Linked DNA regions of Homo sapiens: all the other regions are linked to region 2. A link is a contact called in ENCODE Hi-C or POLR2A ChIA-PET data. All regions are on one chromosome and are shown on one strand. Each heading gives the region's core, a stretch centred on a gene start or an enhancer-like site at or near the end of the contact. The rest is flanking DNA. Distances are from core to core; before and after follow the strand shown. Region 1 holds the start of LINC02043 (long intergenic non-protein coding RNA 2043). Region 2 holds the start of TBCCD1 (TBCC domain containing 1). Region 3 holds the start of ST6GAL1 (ST6 beta-galactoside alpha-2,6-sialyltransferase 1).

Region 1 (2,700 bases), core at 183-2,682, 260 kb after region 2:
TGTTCTTCCTTCCCTTTGTCCTTATTATTTCCTTTCTGCTTCTCTTTCTTTTCTGTCTCCCTCTGCCCTGCCCTAGAACGGTGCCTTTCTAATTGTGGGTTATAACACATTATTAGTAGGTCATAAAATCAATTCAGTGGATGTGGACCAGCATTTTAAAAAGGGAATTAATAGAATATAAACTCCTTAAAAGGCGTCACTCATACTCAGGATAATACTGCTGTGTAAAATTTGTTTTAATATGTGTCAGCATGTGTACACTGTGTCAAGATGTAACACTTACATCCTATTTTAAGACCCTGCTGTAGACTAAACCAGGACCCCCATGGTGCTCCAGGCGTCCCCACCCTCACCTGTGGCACCAGGAGCTCCTGCTGTCACTGGCCCAGCTGGGTCCTGTGTCTTTCTCTGCGTTGTCAGGGCCTGCGCTGGCAGTCCACCTACAGGGAGGTGGAATCCGGGGCTTGACGGCACTGGGAGGATCCTTCATCTTTCCAGGCTCAAGCAAATCCTCGCCTGGAGGCGGGGAATGGGCTAGATGACCCCTGAAACAGTCCAGTCCAGCATCTGAGAGCTCCTCTGGGTCCAGCCCTGTGCCGCCTTTCCACGCTTCCCTGCAGGGCCCTGGGGAGAGCAGAGAAAGCAGCTGCCAGCTCCAGGCAGTCATTTTACCCCAGGTGCCACTTACCCTGCGGAGGGGCTGGAACCAGCTAATCATTTTACCCCAGGTGGCACTTACCCTGCGGAGTGGCTGGAGCTTCTCAGGTTTTTCAGTTCCTGTGTCACCTCCCAGCCCTGCCCACCACATGCTGTGGGTGTCTATGGCTGACGAACGCCCCTGAGCCAGGCCAACCCCCAGCCTCCCAGTGGGTGGCTCTGTGGTCCCTGGCAGCCCCGGCATCATCCGGAGCACAGAGGCCATGGACACTCAGGGGATGGTCAAGGTCGTAGCTCCCTCCGTTCTTCCGTTCCTCCCTCACAGAGCTTTCAGCAAGATAGATGGTCATTCTTCTGTCCTCACTGCTCCCGGCATAAGGGGACCCCAGGGCTGGATGACTTCCCTAAAGAGGAATCTCTCAGGGTTTCCTGCAGCCGCTCCCAAGTCCCGTCTGGAGGATGAAGGTGGCGGACACATCCCTGACGCAGTTTCTCCTCTGCCCTCCACCCCTCACCCATCCCACCTCCTGGACTAGGAACTCAACCAGGACTTGCTTCAACCTGAGAAGATGGTGTCCAGCCCCCTTGGAGCCTGCCAGCATCCGGCGGGATTTCAGAGGGGCCTCCAGGGAGGCGCTGCCCAGCTGCCCCCAGTGTTGCTCACACAGCCCCCACTGATCTGCTCTGGGGAGGCCACGGCCCCAGAACGCGGCTTGTGGGGGGCCTGGGGCAGCAGGCCGGGAGACGTCACTTGTCCGCTGCCTGCTCACCCAGATAACTGCAGCTCCCTCCACTGCCGCCTACAGCCCTCCCGCCATGCCTCTGCCCAGAAGGCCCTCCCTCTCCAGTCCTGTCCGCCCCTCAAGGCCTGCCCAAACCTCCCTGAATTCTCGCCTGAGCAGACACTTTCCTAGCACGGCTCCCGCCGCGTGGATTACTCAGCCGAGCCTCAGTCTGGGGCTGCCCTGTGCTGGGAGCTTTATGCAGATGCTCGGCTCCCTACCCTGGCTTGTGAGCCGTGTGGCGCAGAAACCGCATCTCACTCAGAGCGAGGGTAAAGAGCAGCAGGGCTGGAGAAGCCAGCTGCCCTGCCACAGGCCAAGAGGACTTGGCCAAGTGACCATTGCTGTCTGTTTCCCCAACTGTAAAGGGGGCTGAGACCCTTACAGGGTTGTGAGGCTTAAACTTTGACAAACGCCTACCATCCCACCAGGCACAGGGCAGTTGCTGAGTATTTGGCGGTGGCTGCTGTTCCCCACAGTGTCCAACACCTCCCGGGGATGTAACAGGTGCACCACGGGCAAGACTGATGGGTTTATCAGTTCACTGCGGAGAGAGGCAGGGATGGATGCACTTGCTTGTTCCTCTTATTTTCCCTTATGGGGAGCAGTGACACTTGGCAGAGGCTGCCAGGGAGATGGGAAATGGACATTAATTACGGGAAAGAAAAGGAGGCAAGAAGGGGAGGAGGGTGGGAAATAGACAGGGGAGGAAGAAGGGACGGAGGCATGGTTAGAAGACAGGCAAGCAAAAAAGACGACTGTTTTCTTGGACGAACAGGGAGGTAGGGCCATGAAAAGCATGTGGACGCTTCTTCTCAGTGAATTAAGGCATTTCAGCGCTGGAAAGAGCCTGAAAAAATCAGACTCCCTTCACAGCCCAGCGGAGTGCAGGCCCTGGGAGAGCAGGAGTTAGAGATGGGGAGGACCCCGCCTGCAACAGGCACTGCCTGCTACACCCTGCCATGGGCAGAGGGGCTGTCCTCCCACCCCAGAGAGGCCCCATCCTTTCCTTTCTTTCCCCAAGGCTGCTCCAGCAGGGAGTTTAGCTCCATGGACACCTTTGAAGGCTATGAAGGTGCAGAAGACATGGAAAAGGTGAGCAGCGCTCTGAACGTAATTTCTTTCTTTCTTGTTTATTTCATCTTCTTCCTCCTTCCTATTCATCAGCTCCTCCTGCCTACTGTCCCTCGCCTCCATCCCTCTCCCCCTCTTCAGGATTCTCACCCATAAGGACCTGGTTAAGCCAGGGAACCGAGGTCAC
Region 2 (2,700 bases), core at 43-2,542:
TTTTTTTTTGAGACGGAGTCTCGCTCTGTTGCCCAGGCTGGAGTGCAATAGCTCGATCTCGGCTCATTGCAACCTCCACCTCCCAGGTTCAAACGATTCTCCTGCCTCAGCCTCTCAAGTAGCTGGGATTACAGGCTCCCGCCACCACGCCAGGCTAATTTTTGTATTTTTTTAGTACAGACAGGGTTTCACCATGTTGGCCAGGCTGGTCTTGAACTCCCTGACCTCAGGTGATCCGCCTGCCTTGGCCTTCCAAAGTGCTGGGATTACAGGCGTGACCCACCGCACCCGGCCTGCCAACTGTGCCTCTCTCGAGAATCATCTGTTCGGAAAAATAACTGACATCAATCGAGTGCTTACTATGTACCAGGTATCATGCTCATGATTTTGCATACTTCACCTCCTTTCATCCTCACAACCACCTGGAGATACAGTACTTAAGACTGTACACATTTTCGATGAAAAAAAAATGAGGCTTAGCGAAGTTAAGGGATTTCCCTAAGGACACCTACTTAGCTGGCACAGCTCTAGATTAGGATTCAGGTCTGACTTGAGAACTGCATTACTATAAATGTACTCTAGGAATCCAGTTTTGGGAGAATCTCTTAAAAACGGGAGTGGATCCAGAAGAGAATTTCCAGAATAAAGAGTCTTAGACAGGAAGCCAGGTGAAAGAACCAGGGAGAGTAAACTCAAAAGAAGGGCGTGGAAGGGCAAAAGGCAGCTGTCTTCCAATGTGGAGAGACTGGAGTCGTTTTGAGTAAAACCAGACGATAAAAGTTAGGCGAGGAAGACCTCGGTTCTCTCCAAAATGTAAAGAGGCTGCTCTGTGAGGTACTGAGCCCCTGTCAACAGCCAGATCCCAGAGATGAGCCCTCCATTCTAACTCCGAGAATCGAGAGGGCTCAATCCGTAAACAAACATAAACTGGGGCTCTGACCCTGGCGGTGCCCTGAGGTTAAGGTTTTTCAGGTCGGGAGATCGGCGTGGGTCCAAGGCGGCTGTCCTGGGGCTTCGCCGCCACCTTGGACGCGATCCGGGGTGGGACTCTGCGTGGGCCGCCCCAGCGTCGCGACCGGACTTCAGGAACACAGACGCTCACGCTGACAGGGTCGGTAGCTGACCCGAGACGCGGTAAGCGCGAAGGCAGCCTCCTCGACCCAAGCCTGAAGCCTGACTAACCCACACCGCCCTCCCCGGCGCACCCAGTGCGCGGTTACCTGCTAATGCAGGCGCCGCTCCGCCGCACTTCTCCGCGCGCCGCCGCGCCCGGCGTCCGCTCGCTGGGCCCGCCCCTCACCCTCCTCCGCGCGCCGCTGCCGTGCCCACTGCGCAAGCGCGAGGCCCCGCACCACCGAGACCTGGCGGACCCCGTTGCTAGAGCGGCAGATTGCGGCTCAAGCGTCTGAGAAAATCTAGGCTGGGGTCGAGAGTCCGCAACAGTGGCACCTGGAGCCAGACCCACCGCTTTCTGGTGTCGCGCCTTTCAACCCGGGGGGGTAGGAAGCTTTCTGTTGCTCCGCATAACTGTGGTCAGCTAATAGCTGCTGGTAAGATCAGCACGCTTTCATCAGAAATGCTACTAATACTAATGGCAGTTTGCATTTATAGAGCACTTACTATGGTCTCAGCACTGTGTAAAGCAACTTTATGTGTATTTCCTAAGTCTTGTCAAGAGCCCTTTAAGTACATTCGTTTTACTGATGAAGAAACTAGGGCCTAGAAAGGTGAAAATAACACAACCCTAAGGTCACACAAGAGATGGAGCCAAGATTCAAGCCCAGGGCGTCTGAAGCAAGACTGGCACTCCCTGCCGCCCCTCGGTGTCAGCTCCTTAACTCTGTTAGCTTTCCTGCCGTGTTTCCACCTTCATGAAGCTTTTTCAGATTACCGGGCAGAAGCCATCACTCCTTCCTTTAAACTTCCATTTCAGAATTTCTGGACATTTCCTGCTTTTTTTAGTTCCTTTATGGCCTCTCTAGGTGTGATAGATACAAAGGTAAATTAGACCGTAAAATGCAATTTAGTTCCTCTTTTGTGTGGCCATTGTCCCTACTGGGTATCTTCCTGAAAGCAGGGGCTTCAAATTTACACATACCTGGGTTAGGATCCAGGCTGCACCACTTATTAGCTCAGTGACCCTGCTGTTACTTGTTGAGTACCACTGTGTGTCTGGCACAGTGGTACGCACTAGAATGACAGAAGTGAACAAAACAGACAAGGTCCTTGCTTTCTTGGAGTGTATAACAGGGAGAATAGACAATACATATTAAGGAATAAAATAAGATAATTTCAAATAGTGAAAAATGCTATGAAAATTGGGGCGGGGGGTCAGGGAAGGCCACTTTGTGGTGCCAAATTTGAGCTGAGGCCTGAAGAGTAAGAAGCCAGCCATACAATGATCACCATCCCAGTAACTTTGACTCAAAAGTACTTCAGCACCTACTCCATGCCAGGCACTGTTCTAAGGTGCTCTTTTATACAGCTGTGAACAGAACAATATAGATTCATGCTCTCATGAAACTGGCATTTCAGTGTGTAAGTCTAGGGACCAGGGATGAAAAAAATAGGAGGCCGGGCGTGGTGGCTCATGCCTATAATCCCAGCAGTTTGGGAGGCTGAGGCGGGTGGATCACTTGAGGTCAGGAGTTCGAGACCAGCCTGGCCAACATGGTTAAACCCAGTCTCTACTAAAAATAC
Region 3 (2,700 bases), core at 56-2,555, 360 kb after region 2:
AGGATCCTGAAAACAACGCTTTCCTTAATATCTCCATTTTGCAGAAGAGGAAAGGGAGGCTCACAGGATGTGGAACTCACCCAAGAAGGCACAGCGAGTTGGTCATAAAGATTTGAATTCACTCTGGCTGGCACTCCCTTCAATTGGAGCTCTTTGTACTGAGCAAAAATGCCTCAGGGGCAGCAGGGAAGGGAATGACAGTATCAGCAGAAGGGAGCCAGGATCAGGACAGGGAGGAAGCAGTGTTTGGAAGAAGGGTGCTGGGGACAGGGTGCGGATGTAACTTCCCTTTCCAAGGTTGGTGATGTGGGGTAGGCACCTCATTTGGAGACAGAACTCTGGGCCTGGGCTTCAGGCACTTTAAGTGTGCACTGGACTTTGTGTTCCCAGAGGACCCCCAAACCTTCCAGTATCTCCTTCCTTTCCCCTTTCCCACCCAGCACACAGCCTGGTGCCTAGTGTGCACTCAGTAGACAACTGGGATATGACTATTGCCTCTGGTAGTCACATCCTCTCTTTGGGCTATGGGAGGCTGGACTGGAGGCCTTAAAGGCCCCTTCCGCCCTCCTGTTGGGCAGTTTTTCTTTCTTAGGGAAATCGCCTTGGGGCTATCGGGGATGGTCAGTACGCAGCTTGGTTAATCCTCTTTCCTTCCCCAGCAGCCCCACCGTCGTCCGGGTGAAAAGAAAGAACCTCGCTCCCTTCACCATCCAGGCTGAGGCTTCAGTCTTTCAGCCTGCAGCTTGGGGTGGAAGCCTCTGGGTGCAGGGGTTCGAGGACGCTCCTCTCCTTCTGTATTTGCCATTTGAGAGCGCCCAGTAGGAGTCATGCCTCAATGTTAGGAGGTTAATGCCAAACGCAGTGAAAGATTTTGTTCTTTCCTATTCTAGATAAGAGCAACACGAGTCTTCGGAGAGGTTAAGCGACTTCCTCAGGGTCTCGCAGTCAGCCGGTAGCAGAGACCGGGTGTACAGCACCCGCATGTTAGGACCAAAAGCCGGACACTGCTGGATTGACCCCTCGCGGCCAAGCGGGGAAGAGGCATTTAGGGGTCCTTGCGCAGCCGCGTGGCCCCTCCCACTCGGCCCTCGATCCACCCTCCTTGAGAGCAGGCAGGATTCTAGCATCACCCAGTGCCTTCATCAAGAGTCTTTAACCCCAAGCCCGCTCGCTAGCGACCTCCAGGCCGGTTTGGGGCGCGGTGTGGCCGGTGGCGAGAGGTGGAGTGGGGGCGGAGACCGACCCAGTCTTCGCAACTCTATTTGCATACGGAGGCGACTCGCTTCCTTCCCGCCCCTCCGCCGCGCTCTTCTTCCTTCCTTCTCCAGTCCCTTCCACTGTGCGTCTTCTGTCCCCCGTTCTTCCCCAGCGGACCCCTCTTTCGAGACTCCCTAGTGGGGTCCCCAGCTCCCGGGCGATCCTGCCCTTGCCGAGCGCGTTTTCTGGAGTCACCTGGGGGAGGGGAGTCCTGGGCAGGGCCGGGCTGGGGAAGACGCCTGGGGCACTGCCCGGCGTTAACAAAGGGAGCCGATACCGACCGGCGTGGGCGCGGAGCGGGCGGCCGCCACCGAGCGTGCTGAGCAACCGCAGCCTCCGCGGCCGAGAGTGCAGCGAGTGAGTAGGGGGTGCGGTGGGCGGCGGCGCGGCCCGGGCTATCCCGGGAGGAGTGTGATGCAAAGGGGCGCGGGAGGATAGCGGAGGCGCGGGGCCCGCGGCGCGCGTAGGGCGCAGGGAATCTCTCTCCAGCTCCGCCTCAGCTGCCTTGGCTCCGGGGCTGGCCGCCTTTTGGTTGGGGGTGTGTGCATTTTTGTCAGGGCCAAAGGGCCACCCTGGCTTCTCTCTGGCTCCGCGAGCCTGCGGATCCACAACAAACCCACGTGCGCACAGCCCCGGGGAACACGGATTTCTCCACGGCACCGTCAGTATGGGGTGGGGTGGCGTGGGGGCATTGCGCCTTGCAGAGTCTGGGTTTACGGATCGACAAATTGAGGCCCGCGGCAGCGGAGGGGGCACAGGCACCATAACAAACGCACGTGCGCCCTGCCCGGAGAGCTGGACGCACTGCATACCCTTAGGGGCCGCCCTGCGGTGCCGGGCCATTGTCTCAGCCTCGGGGGAGGGAGTGGCTCTAGAGGCGCCACTTGCTGGAAGAGGGCGAGAGAGACATTTAAAAGGTACCGCTTGGGCATCAGACTAAACTGCCAGACTTAAAAAGGGAAACCAAAACAAGAAAGCAGCTACAAAAAGGTTACTCCAGGCTGAGTCGGTCCCCGGCCGTGGCGCATTCTTTTGGGTGAAGTGGACCACCCCTCACCTTCACCTCCTGGAGGTCTCTTAGAGATGTGGGTTGGGTTAAGGGTCTAAGGGTGCCCCTCAAAAAAAGAGAGTGCTGGGTGCACTATTGTCCCCGCACTCCGGCGATTGCCTCTGTGGGGATATTTTGGTCGCCTCCTCAGCCTGCGGGAAGAATGTACGAGTCGCCCAGTGCGGTCTTGCTCTTTGCCTCTGAGGCCCGTGTCCGTGTGCCCAGACACCCCAGATGTCACTAGCCCCTTTTGGCTTGTTAATGCATTTTCGCAAGCAAGGCCAGCCGAGACCTCGTATTCTAGCTGGGGACGTACAATTTTCAGTTCTGAGTTTATTTGAAAGAAATTCCGAGGTCCGGAAAAAGAGAACTCTTGTTTGTTTTGCTTTTTCTTT

Evidence for each region. A loop is a pair of places that touch in the nucleus more often than their neighbours do. ChIA-PET counts read pairs that join two places held with the same protein, here RNA polymerase II (POLR2A). Pooled maps may share reads with other maps.
Region 1: a map of PC-9 shows a loop between it and region 2 (4-fold over the local background). The contact joins the promoter of LINC02043 here to the promoter of TBCCD1 in region 2. A Hi-C loop is called at or near these places in 13 of 168 maps with a recorded cell type or tissue (B cell, CD8-positive, alpha-beta T cell, Caco-2 and 9 more) and 16 of 50 pooled maps. POLR2A ChIA-PET finds 5 or more read pairs at or near these places in 17 of 52 experiments (AG04450, CD4-positive, alpha-beta T cell, CD4-positive, alpha-beta memory T cell and 12 more).
Region 3: a loop to region 2 is called in a map of CD8-positive, alpha-beta T cell, with 10 times the contacts of the local background. The contact joins the promoter of ST6GAL1 here to the promoter of TBCCD1 in region 2. A Hi-C loop is called at or near these places in 6 of 168 maps with a recorded cell type or tissue (B cell, CD4-positive, alpha-beta T cell, CD8-positive, alpha-beta T cell and 2 more), 8 of 37 single-sample maps with no recorded cell type and 17 of 50 pooled maps. POLR2A ChIA-PET finds 5 or more read pairs at or near these places in 1 of 52 experiments (activated CD4-positive, alpha-beta memory T cell).

What each region holds. Positions count from the first base shown.
Region 1 is chr3:186,824,089-186,826,788 of GRCh38, forward strand. LINC02043 (long intergenic non-protein coding RNA 2043) reads right to left here and starts at 1,433. Exons shown (of 4, transcript NR_125409.1): 1 at 1,219-1,433; 2 at 354-624. It also overlaps the pseudogene MCF2L2P1.
Region 2 is chr3:186,566,047-186,568,746 of GRCh38, forward strand. TBCCD1 (TBCC domain containing 1) reads right to left here and starts at 1,293. Exons shown (of 8, transcript NM_018138.5): 1 at 1,221-1,293. RefSeq lists a silencer at 1,197-1,486.
Region 3 is chr3:186,929,221-186,931,920 of GRCh38, forward strand. ST6GAL1 (ST6 beta-galactoside alpha-2,6-sialyltransferase 1) reads left to right here and starts at 1,306. Exons shown (of 8, transcript NM_173216.2): 1 at 1,306-1,614. RefSeq lists an enhancer at 921-1,529 and silencers at 1,217-1,296, 1,537-1,726.